Regions from separate parts of the Homo sapiens genome. Here region 2 is linked to region 1. Evidence: read pairs that join two places in POLR2A ChIA-PET (ENCODE). Cell type or tissue: GM12878. All regions are shown on one strand. Links, peaks and the distances in the headings refer to the core of each region. The heading gives the core; the rest is flanking DNA.

Region 1 (8,384 bases), core at 1-8,000:
TTCTTCTGGAACTGCCTTCAGATTCAGACTTACGGCACATGGTTTGAAATATCTTGAAAGTGTAAATTTTGGAAACAGCCCAAAATCACATGGAGCAAGTGTCGAGAATCAACTTAATGTCCATACTAAGGAATAGTCTTTATGGCCAAGAGCCAAGTGTACCCATAATGTGATGGGACTGGCTCATTCCTCACAGCCACGAGGCCAAGAGTACAGGGACCAAGGGCTGGTGGGGGCTGAGGGCTAGTGCACAGGGTTAAGAGGATAGGGTTACCTTTGCATTGTCTATGAAATGCAGGATTTCAGTCCTACTGGAGGGATTCAGGTATCCTGGTATGGACGTTAACTGACCTAAATACTGAAAGAAAGTGAAGAAAAAAATGCCATGAGAAATGGGAGCTGAGCCAACACCACCATCACTACCACCGAGAGCACAAACCAAGTGCTTCATACTCAGGCCACCAGGCCCATGGGTCTCCATTCCGGCTCGCGTGGAGGCCCAACTCTAGGAAGAGAGTCCTGGGTTCTTACAGAAATCTCTACTGGCTGAGGACAGTGCTGCCCCATCTCCTACTATTCTACAGTGAAGGTCATCATCAAAAGTCCTGCAATGAGTATCCCAAACTACTAGTACCAAAACTACTAGTTTTGGTAGAATCTGTATTCTAAAACAGGGATGGTCAGGGTTTTCTCGTCACTGCTGGGGAAACTGAAAACAATGGCATCATGCACAACTTCACTAAAAAATAAACTTCCTCAATTGCAAAGGTCAACATAGCTGAGAAATGAGCATAAATAGAGAAATGAAGTGCTATGGTTTCAATGTGTCCCCCAAAAAGCATGTGCTGGAAACTTAGTCCCCACATGCAACAGTGTTAAGGGTGGGGCCTTTAAGAGGTGATTAGGCCAGGTGCGGTGGCTCACGCCTGTAATCCCAGCACTTTGGGAGGCTAAGGTGGGCAGATCACCTGAGGTTGGGAGTTCGAAACCAGCCTGACCAACATGGAGAAACCCCGTCTCTACTAAAAATACAAAATTAGCTGGACGTGGTGGTGCATGCCTGTAATCTCAGCTACTCAGGAGGCTGAGGCAGGATAATTGCTTGAACCCGGGAGGCGGAGGTTGTGGTGAGCCAAGACTGCGCCATTATACTCCAGCCTGGGCAACAAGAGCAAAACTCCATCTCAAAAAAAAAAAAGAAAGAAAAGAGCTGATTAGGCCACGAGAGCTCTGCCCTTGTGAGCACATTAATGCTGTTATCCTGGGAGAGGGTTTGTTATCTCAGGAGCAGGTTCCTGATGAAAGGATGAATTTGACCCCCTTCCCTCTCCTGCCCTTCCACCTTTCGCCCTGGGATAACATAAGATGCAGATGCAGCCCCTCACCAGCTGTGCCCTTCAACCTTAAACCTCCTAGCCTCCAGAACGATACGATTTTTTTTTTTTTTTTGAGACAGGGTCTCACTCTATCACACAGGCTGGGGTGCAGAGGCGTGATCTTGGCTCACTGCAACCTCTGCCTCCCAGGCTCAAAGCAATTGTCCCACCTTAGCCTCCTGAGTAGCTGGTACTACAGGTGTGTGTCACCACGCCTGGCTAATTTTTGTAGAGACAGGGTTTTGCCATGTAGCCCAGGCTGGTCTCGAACTCTTGGACTTAAGCAATCTGCTCACCGCAGCTTCCCAAAGTGCTGGGATTACAGGTGTGAGGCACCATGCACAGCCTAGAAATATCTATTCATTATAAATTTCCCAGTCTGTGGTATCTGTTATAGCAGCACAAAACATTTAGTAAAAAGGTTTTTTTGGTCACACATGGCCATGAGGCACTTGGCTTAGCAAACCTCCATAATGCAGGGCCTCAGGTGTAGAAGGCTGTGGGCAGCAGCACTGTACCTGCTGTGCTCCTGCCTGCATCTTACCAACCACCATAACATTTTCAATGTTTCTGTTTTTTAAAATGGGTTGCTGATTCTTCCCAAGAACAGGCTTCTTGCACTCAACATTTCTCAGTTGTTCATTACCTCACACAGTTAAGTTCTCTATTAAAAAAGAATGAAATGGGACTTTCCAATTTCCTGTCCAGCTTGTAAAGGCTCAGAAGTCATCACTCCCATCCTCACAACAAGAAAGCTGGCAAACTTAAAATCAATGACTGTTCTCAGATCCATCAGATAATTGAGGTCACATGAAAAAACAATAACCCCAAAGATGGAGAGACAGATATGCAATGCTAAGAATCACAGCTCATTGCGGGGCAGAAACCCTAGAGCCAGCACCAGCAGAGAGGAAAGGGGAACTGACAAATGGCAGAGACTGAGCATGGACCAGTAGGAGACAAAAACTCCAGGGGAATAGTCACTGGGGAGGTCCCCATACCAGTCTGAGTTTTACCTCCATGAGCCCCACCAGGCTCTCAGGGTGAGACTGGAGAAACATCTCCTCATACTCTGGTAGGAGGAGGGAAGAATACATCATTTAAAAGTATAACCAGGCCAGGTGTGGTGGCTCATGCCCATAATCCCAGGACTTTGGATGGCCAAGGCGGCAGGTTTGCTTGAGGCCAGGAGTTTGAGACCAGCCTGGGAAACATGGTGAGACCCTATCTCTACAACAAGAACAACAACAGCAACAACAACAACAAAATAGTTGGGCACGGCAGTGTGCCTGTGGTGCCAGCTACTCAGGAGGCTGAGATGGGAGGATCATTTGAGCCCAGGAGGTTGAGGCTGCAGTGAGTCATGATGGTGCCACTGCACTCCAGTTTCCCAACCAACATATAAAGGGCTCAGAGGTCATCTCAAAAAAAAAAAAAAAAAAAGAAAGAAAGAAAGAAAAAGGCATGACCAGAGCATTCTGTTATCCTTAACAAAGGGCTTTCCTCAAGGAAAACTATTTTACCAGAGCCTAACCACCTAGGGGTAAGGAAACACCCAATTCCTGCCTCCTCTATCGTTTATGTCTCTCCTAAGGGGGAGGAAAAAAACAAAACTGAGAAGCACATGTGAAGGCCACGGCCCAGGGACACAGGTTCACTAAAACACTGAGACCTAATCCCAGGACTACAGAACACTTCCTCTCCCCTGAAAGCCACATCAACAGGACCCCTGTGTAATAACAGGGATGCACACCTATAAGAACTGCAGGCCTCAGACTCTATTTAAGAAGGAATCTTGAAGAAAACCCAAAAACAATGGAAGACAAAAACAAGGATACACAGGAGATTTTTATCCCCCAGCATCACAAGGGCAGCAAACAGTAAACACAGCCCAACTCCCAGCCAGCCAAACGTACCTCACACTAAGGCCTATTAACCTGACGCCTAAGTTCCTCATATCAGAACCAGACTCAGACATAGTGGAGATTTTGGAACTACCAGATTGGGAATTTAAAACAACTACGATTAATATGGTAATGGCTCTAACGGAAAAAGTAGACATCATGTAAGAACAGATAGGCAGCATAAGCAGAGATGGAAACCCTAAGCAACAATCAGTAGGAAATGCCAGAAAGCAAAAGTCCTGTAACAGCAATGGGGACTGCCTTCAACAAGCTCAAGAGGCTGGACACAGCCAAGGAGAGACTCTCTGAGCTTAAGAATACGTCAACAGAAACTTCCAAACATGAAAAGCAAAGGGAAAAAAGAACGAAAGAAAGAAAACAGAATATGCAAGAACTGTGGGACAGTTACAAAAAGTGTAACATATGTGCAATGAGGATATCAAGAGAAAGAAAAGAACACAATAACTATTTGGAGTAATGAGAGCTGAGAAGTTCCCCAAACTAATGTCAGACACCCATCCACAGATCCAATAAGGTCAGAGAACATGAAACGGTAAAAAGCAGGTAATTTACACTGAGGCAAATCACATCAAACTGCAGAAATCAAAGACAAAAAGAAAATTAGAAAGGAAGATTCTCTCTTTGCAGAAATCTGGGAATTTTTTCCACAGGAAAAAAACATCCTACCTATAAAATGGCAAGAACAAGAATGACACTGGATTTCTCTTCAGGAACCATCCAAGCAAGAAGAGAGAGGAGGGAACTATTTGATTCTGTATCCAGTGAAATTATCCTTCAAAAGTGAAAGAGAAATAAAGATTTTTATCAGAAAAACAAAAACTCAGGGATTTAACATTTCAAGAAAAGTTAAAAGAACTTCTTCAGAGAGAATGAAAATGATTTGGTCAGAAACTCTGATCTATGTAAAGAAGGGGAAAAGCATCAGAGAAGAAATAAATGTAGGTAAAATTAATCTTTTATTTTTCTTATTTTAATTGCTCTAACACATTAACAATTTGTTCAAAATAAAATTTGTGTATTGGGTGACTGTAGCCTAAGGATAAATGAAATAAATGACAGCAATGTTATAAGCAGTGGGAGGAGTGAACTGGGAATACTTGGTTACAAGGTATTTGCACTACCTGTGAAGCAGCACAGCATTATTTGAAAGTGGATTTTGATTAGTTGTGAATGTATATTGCAAACCCTAAGGCAACCACTAAAATAAATATATATATATACACACATACACATTTTTGAGACAGGGTCTTGCTCTGTTGCCCAGGCTGGAGTGCAGTGGCACAATCACAGCTCACTGCAGCCTCAACCTCCCAGGCTGAAGCGATCCTCCCACTAGTAGATGAGACTACACGCACATGCCACCAGGCCCAGCTAATTTTTGTATTTTTTGTAGAGACAGACGGGGTTTTGCCATGTTGCCCAGGCTGGTCTCGAACTCCTGAGCTCAATCAATCCGCCCGCCTCGGCCTTCAAAAGTGCTGGGAATACAGGCATGAGCCACCGCACCCAGCCTGTATTTTTTGTTTTTTCTTTCTTTCTTTCTTTTTTTTTTTTTTAACAGACAGGGTTTCGCCACATTGCCTAGGCTAGTCTCAAACTCCTAGGCTCAAGTGATCCTCCTGCCTTGGCCTCCCAAAGTGCTGGGATTACAGGCATGAGCCACCATGCCTGGCCAAAACTTTTAAACAAAAAATCAGCAAATTGAATCCAATAATGTATTAATAATTATACACCACGACCAGGCAGGATTTATCCCAGGTGTGCAAGGCTAATTCAATGTTCAAATATCAATCGTAGCGGGGGCAGTGACTCATGCCTATAATCCCAGCATTTAGAGAAGCCAAGATGGGTGGATCACCTGAGGTCAGGAGTTCAAGACTAGTGTGGCCAACATGGTGAAACCCCATCTCTACTAAAAATAAGAAAATTAGGCTGGTCATGGTAGCTCACACCTGTAATCCCAGCACTTTGAGAGGCCAAGGTAGGTGGATCACCTGAGGTCAGGAGTTTGAGACCAGCCTGGCCAACATGGCAAAACCCCGTTTACACTAAAAATACAAAAAAAAAAAAAAAATTAGCTGGGCGTGGTGGCAGGTGCCTGTAATCCCAGCTACTCAGGAGGCTGAGGCAAGATCGTGCCACTGCTTTCCAGCCTAGGTGACAGAACAAAAACTCTGTCTCAAAAAAAAATATATCGTTGTAATCCATCACATCAACTGGCTAAAGAAAAATCATATGATTGTAGCAATAGATGTAGAAAAAGCATTTGACAAATCTAACACCCATTCATGACAAAAGCTCTCAGCAAACCAGGAATAGAGACTTCCTGAACTAATTAAAAACATCTATTTATGAAACTGGAAACCATCATTCTCAACAAACTATCGCAAGGACAAAAAAACAAACACCGCATGTTCTCACTCATAGGTGGGAATTGAACAATGACAACACATGGACACAGGAAAGGGAACATCACACACCGGGGACTGTTGTGGGGTGGGGGGAGGGGGGAGGGATAGCATTAGAAGATATACCTAATGCTAAATGATGAGTTAATGGGTGCAGCACACCAACATGGCACATGTATACATATGTAACAAACCTGCACGTTGTGCACATGTACCCTAAAACTTAAAGTATTAAAAAAAAACACCCTAAAGCGAACATCATACTTAATGGCAAAAAGTTAGATACCTTCCCCCTAAGATCAGGAACAAGGCAAAGATGTCCCCTCTTATCACTATGATTTAACATCATATAGAAGTCTCAGCTAATGCAATTATGCAAGAGAAGGAAACAAAAAGTATAAAGGTTGGGAAACTGTCTTTGCTGACAGATGACCTCTCTGACTGGGAACCAAGCAAGGAGGTCACTCTGGAGATTTCCGAATCCAAGCAACGTAAACACGGTGACATGAGTCAGTCTACCTGCTGCTTGCTATGCAATGTAGCCTTCTCACTGGATGGAGCAGGAAACAGGCAGAAGAGTAACTGGCTGAAGCACACTCAGGGCACGGTGGCAAATACAAGTTCATCTTGGGCTTAGTCAGATGGGCAACCTAAACTTCAGAATTGCGTGTGCTGGGCAGCTCCATAAGGAAATGTATAGTTATTCCAAGAAGTTTTATATTTCATAAGGTGAGGATGGAAGTGGGGAGGGAAGAATGCAAAAGTATGTATTGGCTTCCCCAATCTCTATAGTGCTGGTAAGACCCTTCTGATAATTAGAGCAGTTTCAGAACAAATAAGCAGCACATCCAAGTACTGGCTCATCCTTAGCCTGTCATCAGTGAACATTTTGGAATGTTTCCACAGACCTGCCCTTAGCTGAGGCCTTTCCATCCTCTTCCTATCTGCTCATATAAACCAAATGTAGATACTGCTTACATTTATCAGTAATAAATTTCAACTATTTTCATACTTCCTGATTTCAAAACTTACTACACCACCACAGTCATGGAAAGAGCGTGATATAAAGACAGACACTGACCAATGGATTGGAAAAGAGAGCCCAAGGCCAGGCGCGGTGGCTCACACCTGTAATCCTAGCACTTTGGGAGGCCGAGGCGGGTGGATCACGAGGTCAGTATATCAAGACCATCCTGGCCAACATGGTGAAACCCCGTCTCTACTAACAATACAAAACTTAGCCGGGTGTGGCGGCGCACACCTGTAGTCCCAGCTACTTGGGAGGCTGAGGCAGGGGAGCTGCTTGAACCCAAGAGGCAGAGGCTGCAGTGAGTCGAGATCATACCACTGCACTCCAGCCTGGGTAACAGAGTGAGACTCCATCTCAAAAAAAAAAGAAAGAAAGAAAAAAAGAGAGCCCAAGAAAGACCCTTGTGTATATGGTCAGATTATTTTCAACAAGGGTGCCATGATGAGCATTCAATGGGGAAAAGACAGTCTTTTCAACAAATGGTGCTGGGAAAACTGGATATCCACAGGCAAAAGAATGAAGTTTAGACCATTTACCTAACAATATTTACAAAGATTAACTCAAAATGGGTCAAATATATAAATGTGAGACCTAAAACTATAAAATTCTTAGAAGAAAACACAGGAAAAGCTTCATGATATTGGATTTATCAATGATTTCTTGGCTATCACACCAAAAGCACAGGCAACAAAAGAAAAACAAATCTGGACTTCACCAAAATTAAACACTTTTGTGCGCCAAAGAATACAATCAACACGGTGAAAAAACCCACAGTATGGGAGAAAATGTTTCCAATCATATCTGATAAGGGATTAATATCTAAAATATATAAAGAAGTCCTAGAACTCAACAACCAAAAACCAAACAACCCAATTAAAAACTGGGCAAATGACTTGACATTTCTCTAAAGATACACAGATGGCCAATAAGCCAAGCATGAGAAAAGATTTTCAACATCAATAGTTATTAGGGAAATGCAAATCAAAACCGTAATGAAATACCACTTCACACCCACTAGGATGGCTACTTTTTTCTTTTAATAGTGACGGGGGTGGGGTCTCACTATGTTGCCTAGGCTGGTCTTGAACTCCTGAGCTCAATTGATCCTCCTGCCTCAGCCTCCCAAAGTGCTAGGATTACAGGCGTGAGCCACCACACCCAGCCTAGATGGCTATTTAAAAAAGGGAAAATTACAATTGTTGGCAAAGATATGGAGATATTGAAACCCTGTGCATTACTGATGGGAATGTAAAATGATACTCCTGTGAAAAGCAATATGGTGGTTCCTCAAAAAATTAAACATGGAATTAGCATATGATTCAGTAATTCCACTTCTGGGTATATATACAAAAGAAATAAAAGCAGGGGCTTGAAAAGACATTTGTACACCCATGTTCATAGCAGCATGATTCACAATCAACTAAAGCAAGAAACAACTCAAATGTTCATTGACAGATAAATGAATAAACCAAATGTGATCTACACATACAATGAAATATTATTCAGCCTTAAAAGCAATGGAAATGCTGACACATGCTACGACATGGAAGAACCTTGAGGGCACTGTGCTAAGCGAAATAAGCCAGTCACAAAAGGACAAATATTGTATGATTCCACTTACATAAGATACCTAGAGTAGTCAAAT
Region 2 (11,847 bases), core at 2,361-10,360, 53 kb after region 1:
GTGTGGTTAGAGTGTCCTTGTACCAAGGAAGGTACAGTTGAAGTGTTAAAGGGTCATGGGGCATTATGTCTACAGCTTATTCTTAATGGTTCAGAAATGTTAACACTTGAGGGATCTGGGTGGAAGGCGTATGAGGGCTCTGTGTACTCTGTATATACTCTGTGTGCTTTAAGTCTACTACGTATATATAATTAAATCATTTCAATATAAAAAGGTGAAAAGTCGATTGTTTAAAGCAAAAAAAAAATCTAATGTAAGATTTATAACACGTATAGAAAGAAAATATATGCCAAAAAGTTTGCAAAAAACAGGAGGGAGTACAAATGGAATGATACTGCTGATAGGTTCTTACAGTGTACAAGAAAGAAATGATATTAATGGATGGTAATCTGTGACAAGACATGGATATATATAGCAATATATAGAGGAGTTACAGCAAAAAAGCCAGTAGCAATAGAACAGAGTTAAAAATAATCAAAAAGGAGAAACAAAGGAAGAAAGCACAAAGGGAAAGAGAAAACAAATATCAAAATGATAGACTTAAACATAATGACATCAATTATGTAAACTTCACAATTAAAAGGCAGAAACTATCAGACTAGATAAAAAAGCAAGCTGTAACAAAATGCTCTTTATAAAGCATGCAGTTTAAAACTCCAGACTTGTTGAAAGACACACACCATGCAAACATGCAGCATAAGAAAGTGGGGTAGCCAGGTGTGGCTGGCTCAAGGCCGTAACCCCAGCTTCTCGGGAGGCTGAAGAGGATCACTGAGGCCAGGAGTTTGAGACGACCTGGGCAACATAGTGAGACCCCATCTCTAAAAAAAAAAAAATTAGCCAGGCATGGTGGCGCACACCTGTACTCCCAGCTACCTGGGAGGCTGAGGCAGAAGATCACTTGAGCCCAGGAGTTCAAGGCTGCAGTGAGTTATGATCATACTACTGCTCTCCAGCCTCGGCGACAGAGCGAGACTCTTCGGCAGTTGCTAAAGTCCCTAAGGCAAAAAAAGAATGTGGTGTAGCTATATTAATATCAGACAAGAGATTGGGACAAGAAGTCTTACTAGAAATAAAGATGGTCATGTCATAATGAAAAAGATTCATTTCAACAAGACATTATGGGCTGGGAGCAGTGGCTCACACCTGTAATCCCAGCACTTTGGGAGGCCGAGGCGGGTGGATCACCTGAGGTCAGGAGTTCAAGACCAGGCTGGCTAACATGGCAAAACCCCGTCTCTACTAAAAATACAAAAATTACCTGGGCATGGTGGTGCATGCCTGTAATTCCAGCTACTCAGAAGGCTGAGACAGGAGAATCACTTGAACCCAGGAGGTGGAGGTTGCAGTTAGCCAAGATCGTAGCACTACACTGCAGCCTGGGTAAGAGAGAAAGACTACCATCTCAAAAAAAAAAAAAAAAAAAAGATATTATGATCCTAAATGTGTATGTACTTAACAACAGAGCTTCAAAATACATGAAGCCAAAACTAACTAAAGGGAAAAACAAATCCAAAATAATAACTAGAGAACTTAACACCCTCTCTCTCAATAACTGACAGGATTAGCTGGATGCAGTGGCTCATGCCTGTAATCCCAGCACTTTGGGAGGCCAAGGTGGCTTTAGGCCAGGTGTCCAAGACCACCCTGGACAACATACTAAAATACTGATACTCTACAAAAACTTTTTAAAAAGTTAGCCAGGGCAGGGCACGATGGCTTACACCTATAATCTCAGCACTTTTAGAGAGGCCAAGGCAGGCAGATCACTTGAGATCAAGAATTTGAGATCATCCTGGCCAACATATTGAAACCTCACCTCTACTAAAAATACAAAAATTAGCCAGGCATAGTGGTGGGCACCAGTAATCTCAGCTACTTGGGAGGCTGAGGTAGGAGAATTGATTGAAACCAGGAGGCAGAGGTTGCAGTGAGCCAAGATCACGCCACTGCACCCCAGCCTGGGCAACAGAGTGAGACTCCATCTCAGTAAATAAATAAATAAATAAAGCAACCATTAAAAAATAAAACATAAAAATAAAAATTTTTAAAAATTAGCCCAGCTGGGTACAGTGGCTCACACCTATAATCCCAGCACTTTGGGAGGCCAAGGCAGCTGGATCACCTGAGGTCAGGAGTTCGAGAGGAGCCCGGCCAACATGGTGAAACCCCATCTCTACTAAAAATACAAAAATTAGCCGGGTGTGGTGGCGGGCACCTGTAATCCCAGCTACCAGGGAGGCTGAGGCATGAGAATAACTAGAACTTGGGAGGCAGAGGCTGCAGTGAGCTGAGATCGCACCATTGCACTCCAACCTGGGCAACAAGAGTGAGACTCCGTCTCAAAAAAAAAAAAAATTTAGCTGGGCATAGTGGCACACACCTATCGTCCTAACTACTTGGGAGGTTGAGGCATGAGAACTGCAGGAGTTTGAGGTTATACTGAGCTCTGATTGCACCACTACACTCCAGCCTGGGTTACAGAATGAGACCCTGTCTCTGGAAAGAGAAAAAAACAAAGAATTAGGAGACAAAAATTTAGCAGAAAGTTTGGCAGTGTCTTATAAAGTTAAACATATAGTTCCCATAAAATTCAGCAATTCCATTATTAGGTATTTACCCAAAATAAATGAAAACATGTTCACATAATGACTCATTCACAAATGTTCACAGCAGCTTTTTCAAAATACAAAGTAGACTGGGAGGCCGTGGCAAGTGTATCACCTGAGGTCAGGGGTTCGAGACCAGCCTGGCCAACATGGTGAAACCCCATCTCTACTAAAAATACAAAAATTAGCCAGGCATCGTGGCGGGCACCTATAATCCCACCTACTCAGGAGGCTGAGGCAGGAGAATCACTTGAACCCAGGAGGCAGAGGTTACAGTGAGCTGAGATCACACCATTGCATTCCAGTCTGTGCGACAAGAGCAAAACTCCATCTCAAAAAAATATATATATATATACACAAACTAGAAAGAAACTAAATCTCCAACAAATGAATAAACAAATCACAGCATAAACATACAACAAAATATTACTCAGCAACTGAAACATGCAGCAATATATGGATAAATCTCAAAAACATTATGCTGAGTACAGTGATCCCTGCACAACACAATGTATACTGTATGAATCCATCTGTATGAAGTTCTAGAATGAACAAAATTAACCTATGGTGGAAAAAAATCAGAACAGTACTACCTTGGGGGAAGGACTTTCTAAGGGGCATAAGGGAATTTTCTCAGTGATGGTAGGTAATATTTTATTTCTTAGTAGGGGTTTCAGTTACGTAGGAGTATGCATTTGTCAAAATTTAGCTAATATTCACTGAAGATGTGTATTATTTGGCCAGGAGCAGTGGCTCACGCCTGTAATACCAACACTTTGGCAGGCCGAGACAGAAGGATTGCTTAAGCCCAGGAATTCAAGACCAGCCTGGGCAACACAGTGAGACCTCGTCTCTACAAAAAATAAAAAAAATTAGCTGGGCATGGTGACAAACCCATTTAGTCCTAGCTACTGAGGAGACTGGGGCGGGAGGATCACTTGAGTCTGGGAAGTCAAGGCTGCAGTGTGCCATGATTGCACCACGGCACTCCAGCCTCTGTGACAGAGTGAGACCCTGTTTAAAAAAAAAAAAAAAGTGTGTATTTCATTGTTACATAATTTTACATCAAAAGAAAACTGTAAGCAAATATTGAACCCTAGTTAATGACATGCATGCTAATGTATTTAGATCAAAGTGAAACAATGTCTGCAATTTATTGAGGAATGCATCAGAAAAATAAAATGAGTTGATGGGCAGGTACAGTGATAAACAAATGCTAGATATGGGATAAAACAAGTATAGCCAGGCCAGGCAGGGTGGCTCATGAGTGTAATCCCAGCACTTTGGGAGGCCGAGGTGGGCGGATCATCTGAGGTCAGGAGTTCTAGACCAGCCCCACCAACATGGTGAAACCCTATCTCTACTAAATACAAAAACTTAGCCAGGCGTGATGGCACATGCCTGTAATCCCAGCTGCTGGGGAGGCTGAGGCAGGAGAATCGCTTGAACAAAGGAGGCGGAGGTTGCAATGAGCCGAAATCACGCCATTGCACTCCATCCTAGGTGACAGAGTGAGACTCCGTCTCAAAAAAAAAAAAAAAAAAAACAAGTATAGCCAACGTTAGTGGCAGAATCTAGGTGCAAGTATTCACTGCAAAATTCTTTCAACTTTGGTGTACTCAAAAATTTTTTTTTTTTTTTTTTTTTTGAGACAGAGGCTCCCTCTGTCGCCCAGGCTGGAGTGCAATGGCGCAATCTTGGCTCACAGCAACCTCTGCCTCCCGGGTTCAAGCGATTCTCCTGCCTCAGCCTCTGGAGTAGCTGGGATTACAGGCACACACCACCATGCCCTGCTTATTTTTGTATTTTTGTAGAGATAGCATTTCGCCATGTTGGCCAGGCTGGTCTTGAACTTCTGATCTCAGGTGATCTGCCTGCCTTGGCCTTCTAAAGTGCTGGGATTAGAGGCGTGAGCACCGTGCCTGTCCCAAAAATTTTCATCATAAAATGCTGAGGGTGGAAGAATGTGCTGGAAAAAGCAAACACGGAGGCTGCACATACCTCTTTCAAGAAAGACGGACAATACTAAGTGAGAGGGGGAGCCTTAGAAAGGAACTTGAACTCAGCCTGATATTAGAAGTGCACAGGCAGGTGGGCTATGGTTATTGTCTATACCCAGTAGCATGAAAAGTAAAAGCTATGTAAAGGTGATGTATCTAATGGCAGTAATAAATTAGCTAGACATAATCATATCTAGGGCATTTTCAGACATCTGACAGAAAATCAACATGCACCATAACTGACACTTAGACCTGACCAAGGCATCTCATTAAGAACATGTACCCTTGGCCGGGTGCGGTGGCTCACGCCTGTAATCCCAGTACTTTGGGAGGCCGAGGTAGGTGGATCACCTGAGGTTGGGAGTTTGAGACCAGTCTGACCCACATGGAGAAACCCCGTCTCTACTAAAAATACAAAATTAGCCGGACTTGGTGGCGCATGCCTGTAATCCCAGCTACTTGGGAAGGCTGAGGCAGGAGAATCGCTTGAACCTGGGAGGTAGAGGTTGTGGTGAGCCGAGATCGCGCCACTGCACTCCAGCCTGGGCAAGAGCAAAACTGTCTCAAAAAAAAAAAAAAAAAAAAAAAAAAAGAACATGTACCCTTGGCCAGGCACGGTGGCACACAGAGGCACACATTGGTCAGGACTTCGGGAGGACGAGGCGGGTGGATCATGAGGTCAAGAGATCAAGACCATTCTTGCCAACATGGGGAAACCCCATCTCTACCAAAAATAAAAAAATTAGCCGGGCATGGGAACACGCACCTATAGTCCCAGCTACTTGGGAGGCTGAGGCAGAATTGCTTGAACCCAGGAGGCGGAGCCTGCAGTGAGCTGAGGTCATGCAACTGCACTCCAGCCTGGGCAGCAGAGCAAGACTCCACCTCAAAAAAAAAAAAAAAAAAAAATGTACCCCACCACATAAACCAACAAGGGAAACATTTCAGTTTCCACACCTGACCAGAGAGCTCATGGTGACAACACACAGGAAGCAAATTTGATTTTTTGAAAAAAACCTGTATGGAATTTTAAACTATAGAATAGACATAAAGATTTAAATAAAGGCTTCTCTCTTTTTTTTCTCCAAGGTACAAAAACAACATGTGAAATGGTTATCTCCCACTCCTCAACTAGGTTTCCCTTAAGAACAGTGACACCACGGGTTTAGGCTGACCAGTCTTCTCACTTTCAGAAAAGTGAAAAACCTCCTTGGGTTACAAGACACACCATCATCCTAAGCTGCAAACAAAAGCCCAAATTCCATGTTCCTATTATGCTTATTAAAGGGGATCACTTTCATTGCACATACATCTAATGCCTATGGTCAAATGCCCTAATTCTTAACATAATCCAAGCAAAAAATTGTTACTGTTTGGGCACACTTGGGAGAAAAAAAAAGGTCACATTTTTGGCACAGACACAAGGCTAAGGAAAAAAGTTCTTATTTTTACAAAACAAACAAACAAAAAATCCTAATGGTTCCATTGACAAATCCAAATGTAAACTCCCTCATACCTGTAGAATCATTTGAAGAGCAGTTGCTGTTCTTGATTGAAAGATAAAAAAGCCAAGGAGTGCGAAGCGCGCTAACAAAGATCCACTGTTCACAAGGACACAGCGATGCATGCAGAGGACATGGCTGGGCTCACTGCTCCCGCCACAGATCCCAGAGCACAAAGCCTGTCCCAGATGAAATGAATGACATCCCTGACTGTGCCAGCTCCCAAAACACCATACATGTTCTCCCAACCACAAAGAGTGTGCTGTGATTTATGGTTTACATACAGCACAGTGAGGGTTGTCCTGTCACTCTGAGCAGCTCGTCCGTGGCCATGTTGACAGTGTAGACTTGGTCCTCAGAACTCACCCCAGAGACCCTAAGGCAGCCAGCAGATGAGGCCAGAATGACCAGCAACATAAGGCTTGTTACTCTTCTGTCTTGATGAGTTACTACTGCACTTCTATCTACAAACTGAACTCTAGGGTTTGCTTCAAAATCACCTGGTGCATTAGCCTTCTTGGGCTGCCAGGACTAAGTATTATAGACTTGAGTGGCTTCAATAATAGAAACTTATTCTCTTAGAGTCTAGATGCTGAAAGTCCAAGATCAAGGTAAATTTAGCAGGGTGGTTTCTCCTGAGGTCTCTCCTTGGCTTGCAGATGGCTGCCTTCTCCATGAGTCCTCCAATGATCATTCCTCTCTGTGTCCTAATAACTTCCTATAAGGACATCCATCAGATTGGATTAGGGCCCACACAATTACCTCATTTTACCTCAATCACCTCCTTAAAGACTCCATCTTCAGGCCAGGCATGGTGGCTCAAGCCTATAATCCCAGCACTTTGGGAGGCCGAGGTGGGTGGATCACGGAGTCAGGAGATTGAGACCATCCTGGCTAATACGGTGAAACCCCATCTCTACCAAAAATACAAAAAAATTAGCCAGGTGTGGTGGCGGGCACCTGTAGTCCTAGCTACTCAGGAGGCCGAGGCAGGAGAATGGCGGGAACCTGGGAGGCGGAGCTTGCAGCGAGCCAAGATTGCACCACTGCACTCCAGCCTGGGTGACAGAGCAACAAGACTCCGTCTAAAATAAAAACAAATAAAAAAAAAAAGACTCCATCTTCAAATACAGTCACATCCTGAGGTCCTGGAAGTAGGGGCTTCAGCACATGACTCTGAGGGGACACTATTCGGCCCACACAGGCAGGAAGCAGGAATGAGGAGAAGGTGCACATGAAACTGACTGCCCACACATGGGCACAGGGGACTTCGTTACATGATTTTTTTTCTTTACATTTGCTTTTGAAGTTTTCATAAAGGTGTTCCTGATCACTCTTACCAAAGCCTGCTCCCACCATCCATCCCCGGGCTCCACTTCCTGCTCTGCAGCCACAGGCTCACCGTACACATTTCAGTCTCCAGCATCTGTGTCTGACACCATTGGTGCTAATAAACAATAGTTTAATGGACAAGTGAATGCATGATGTGGAACACCTCCAGTGGCTTCAAGTGCATACAGAACCAACACCCAACTTCCCAGCCCAAGGACTTCCCAGGACTGGGGGGTCCTCTCCACCTCATCTCTGCTTCTGAACTGCAGGACACAGTCCCGGTCTCAACCTGGCTGGAAGTGGCTGCTGCCTGCCCCATGTCTCTTCTGACATCCTAGGTCTGCCTTTAGTCTCTAATTTTAGGTGTAAGTGACCTACTTTCCAAAGTGCAATGTCCCTAACCCTCTTCTCAGTGGGCTAAGCACATAATAGGCAAGGCATGACCAAGTTATCTCACTAAAAACTTGTATCGCCACCACGTAAACCAACAATAGAGGGTGATTTAAATGCTCAATAGTTAGGTTTATAGGACTTAATCATGACCATTTACTTACACTGCAAAGTGACAACAAGGAGGGGGCACTGCTGACGGAAATGAAAAAACTGGAAGATCAAGAGTAAGCGCCCCAGTGGGGCAGACTGCAGACGCCCTTCTCGTCTGCAGGGAAGCCCTTCACTGCAATAATATTGCTAAGAGAAACGTTTTGCTTTACACTATCTTCCTCTGAAAGGATGCTCAGAGCAGCCCTGGAAGGTTCTGATGTGCTTTCTGAATCTAAATTATGACAGAATCTGACAATATGTTGAAAATTAACAAATACATACTATGTAAATGGTAACTCTTCAAGACAGAAAAGTAACCAGCCTTATGTTGCCGATCATTCTGGCCTCACCTACTGGCTGCCTTAGGTTCTCTGCTGAGCACCTCCTGCCTGGTTCTCCAGCCTCCTGACCCTGAGTTACCAAGTTGCCATCCAAGAATCACTGCAATAGCTACCCAAGAGGAAAAATAAAACAAAATATAGCAGCCCCAATTCACCTTCTGAACCCAAGTATGGCTTGTGACAGTTATAGAATCGGTTTAGTGGGTCATGACCATGAGCCTTTTTTTTTTTTTTGAGACGGAGTCTTACTCTTGTCGCCCAGGCTGGAGCGCAATGGCACATTCTCAGCTCACTGCAACCTCCATCTCCCGAGTTCAAGCAATTCTCCTGCCTCAGCCTCACAAGTAGCTAGGATTACAGGCCCCACCACCACGCTCAGCTAATTTTTGTATTTTTAGTAGAGATGGGGTTTCACCATGGCTGGTCTCAGACTCCTGACAGGTGATCCACCCACCTCAGCCTCCCAAAGTGCTGGGATTACCAGTGTGAGCCACCGCACCTGGCCAACCACCAGTTGTAATAGAAAGAAAAAAAAATAGAATTAAAAAATCAGAGCGTTTAAGTGTGGTTCCTTTAAACTTTCACTTCGGTTATACAGACACACACATTTATGTCTGCATCAGGTCAGCATGGAGAAGGTATGGCTTCCTGGTGCCTGCAGTGACCAAATTTTAAAAGGTACTGGTCCAATCCAAGCTTTCAGTTCCTCACAGACACTGGTCCAGCAGTGACTACAGCAGCTGATAGTTCAGGGCCTGTAACCTAGAGGATCTTTTCCCCTCCACTTTTTATTATGGAAATTCTCAAAAATACATAAAAGTAGACAGAACAATATATAACCATTACCAAAGCATTCAGCTATCCCCTTTGTTTCTTCTATTTTGAGTAAAGCAAATCCCAGAAATCATATTATTTCACCTACAAATATCTCAGAATACATGCCTATCAGATCAGAACTTAATTATCATACCCAACAAAATTAATAATTCCTTATTTATTATTTAATATCTAGTCCTACATTTCTAGGGAACTTTATAACCTTTTTTTTCTCTTTTTCTTCTTGAGACAGGGTCTTGCTGTCACTCAGGTGGTGGCACAATCACACTCACTGCAGCCTCGACCTCCAGGGCTCAAGCGATCTTCCCTTCTCAGCATCCCAAGTAGCTGGAACTACAGGCATGCACCACCATGCTCAGCTAATTTTCTTATTTTTTGTAGAGATAGGGTCTCACTACATTGTCCAGGCTGATCTCAAACTCCTAGGCTCAAGTGATCCTCCCACCTCAGTCTCCCAAAGTGCTGGGATTACAGGCGTAGCCACTACACTCAACCTATAACCTTTTTCTACCTTAAACAATGCAAATAAACTAGATGAATGTAAAAATATTTAACTTTGATCAGTGTGAAATCATAGCCACCTGGTGGGGCAACCGAAGACCAGAGGCAGCAGAGAAGCTGAGACCCACAAGGTTAAGGCCACAAGATGGTTTTTTTTTTTTTTTGGAGATGGAGTCTTGCCCTGTTGCCCAGGCTGGAGTACAGTGGCATGATCTCAGCTCACTGCAACCTCCACCTCCCGGGTTCAAGAGATTCTCCTGCCTCAGCCTCCTAACTGGGATTATAGGCACATGCCACCACGCCCAGCTAATTTTGTATTTTTAGTAGAGACGGGGTTTCACCATGCTGGCCAGGCTGGTCTCAAACTCCTGGTGTCAAGTGATCCGCCTGCTTCGGCCTCCCAAAGTGTTAGGATTACCTACACCCAACCCTGACAAGACAGCTTTTTTGGGCTGTGATCTGAGTATAAAAATCCACACAACCCAACTTAAGTGCATCCAAGTTTCTAATAAAAAGGAATTACTGTCAGGTGCGGTGGCTCAGCCACCCAGCACCTTGGGAGGCCAAGGTGGGTGGATCACCTGAGATCCGGAGTTTGAGACTAGCCTGACCAACATGGAGAAACCCCGTCTCTACTAAAAATACAAAAATTAGCTGGGCATGATGGCACACGCCTGTAATCCCAGCTACTCGGGAGGCTGAGGCAAGAGAATCACCTGAACCCGGGAGGCGGAGGTTGCAGTGAGCTGAGATCGTGCCATTGCACTCCAGCCTGGGCAACAAGAGCGAAACTCTATCTCAAAAAAAAAGGAATTACATAGTGCCACAATGCACAGAACATGAGTCCATACCGTAGGTAGGAGCCTTATTCTCCAAACCCCAAAACAGAACTTGTAGGCTAAAAAGTAGACACTCTGTAGACATCAGGACAGAAGAGCAGCCCCAAGTGGTCACTTCTACTCCCCAGGCCCCACACCTTTAGTGGCCAGAGGACTTTTCTGTCAATGCACTCATTCCTTCAGATGGACCCATGAGTGATCCATCTCCCCATCAGCTCCTGGGGGCCACAAGCTCTTCCTGTATCCCCATCACCCAGTGAGTTTCATGGGACACAAGAGGGGCTCAACAGACATTTGTTAAACGAACCATGGCCCACTTGAGGAAACCCAGGTGTACAGTCATCATCACCACATGTGCTGAGGTGACTTGAGAAAGGGCAGTGATACACTGGGGCCAAGTTTCCGTGAGACTCACTTTGGTCCATAGGTTCTCTGCCAACTCACTGATTCCTGTGTCCTGAGGAAAATGGGCCGAGGTAAAAAAAAGCCTGAATCACTGCTTGGCAGACACCAAGACAAGTGTCTGAGATTAAAAAGAAAAAAAAAAAAAAGGCCCACCTGAGCTCAGGTGATCCTCCTGCCTCAGCCTCCCAAGTAGCTGAGACTATAGGCGAGCGCTGCCGCGCCTGGCTAATTTCTGTATTTTTTGTATAGATGGGGTTTTGCCATGTTGCCCAGGCTGGTCTCGAACTCCTGAGCTAAAGTGATCGAGCCTTGGCCTCCCAAAGTGCTGGATTACAGGCGTAGCTACCATACCCAGCCTAATTCTGCATTTTTTGAAGAAGCTAACTTAGAAGAATTTAAGCGTCCAAACTGTACCTTCATAAAACTATTGTCAGCACTTCTGCTACTTATGTCTGAATTTGTGTATAAGTTTAGAGCAATGCAATTTACCTTAATGAGAATGATTTAACCACCGAAGTTATTAAACTGGAGGTGATCTCACATTGAATGTGGTAGCTGAGCAGGAAGGTTCTGCCAGCTTGCAACTGGCAGAGTACACGAGGTAGTGTTAAGTCATGACCTGGAGAAGAATCCATGCCCCAAAGCTCCTTGTCTGGCTTGTCTACAGGAAACAAGCTAAGACAAGTGGCAGAATACAGAAAAAACACAAAACCCCTGGCTTAAGCAACTACATAACAACTGATTATCTCCTCTAGTGAGAAAATGAAATTAATAATTAACCTGTTTATGCCTAAATTTTTTCATTACCCAACTGGAAAATTCTTGATAATTTTACTGTTTTTTCACTTGTACCCCAAAAACAGTCTTACTGCTTCTCTCTCTCTCTCCCTATTTGCTGGGTGTTTCATGTTTCTACCAAAGCTGATAGACAGCTCTAG

Evidence for each region. ChIA-PET counts read pairs that join two places held together with the same protein. Peaks named below come from ENCODE experiments on the same cell type or tissue, not always from the same donor. Only the 100,000 strongest peaks of a DNase experiment are listed, where the experiment ranks them.
Region 2: POLR2A ChIA-PET joins it to region 1 with 11 read pairs; 8 of 35 experiments call an interaction of 5 or more read pairs at or near these places.

What each region holds. Positions count from the first base shown.
Region 1 is chr7:45,055,892-45,064,275 of GRCh38, reverse strand. It overlaps CCM2 (CCM2 scaffold protein), which reads right to left. Exons shown (of 10, transcript NM_031443.4): 3 at 275-358. Among named protein-coding and RNA genes, the nearest start is that of NACAD, 29 kb to the left of the region's middle. In GM12878, for the core only: no CTCF peak of the experiment used is centred there; no DNase peak of the experiment used is centred there; H3K27ac peaks cover 1,082 bases.
Region 2 is chr7:45,001,711-45,013,557 of GRCh38, reverse strand. The region is part of intron 1 of CCM2 (CCM2 scaffold protein); the gene reads right to left. Among named protein-coding and RNA genes, the nearest start is that of CCM2, 7.4 kb to the right of the region's middle. In GM12878, for the core only: no CTCF peak of the experiment used is centred there; a DNase peak (open chromatin) is centred at 5,567; H3K27ac peaks cover 1,056 bases.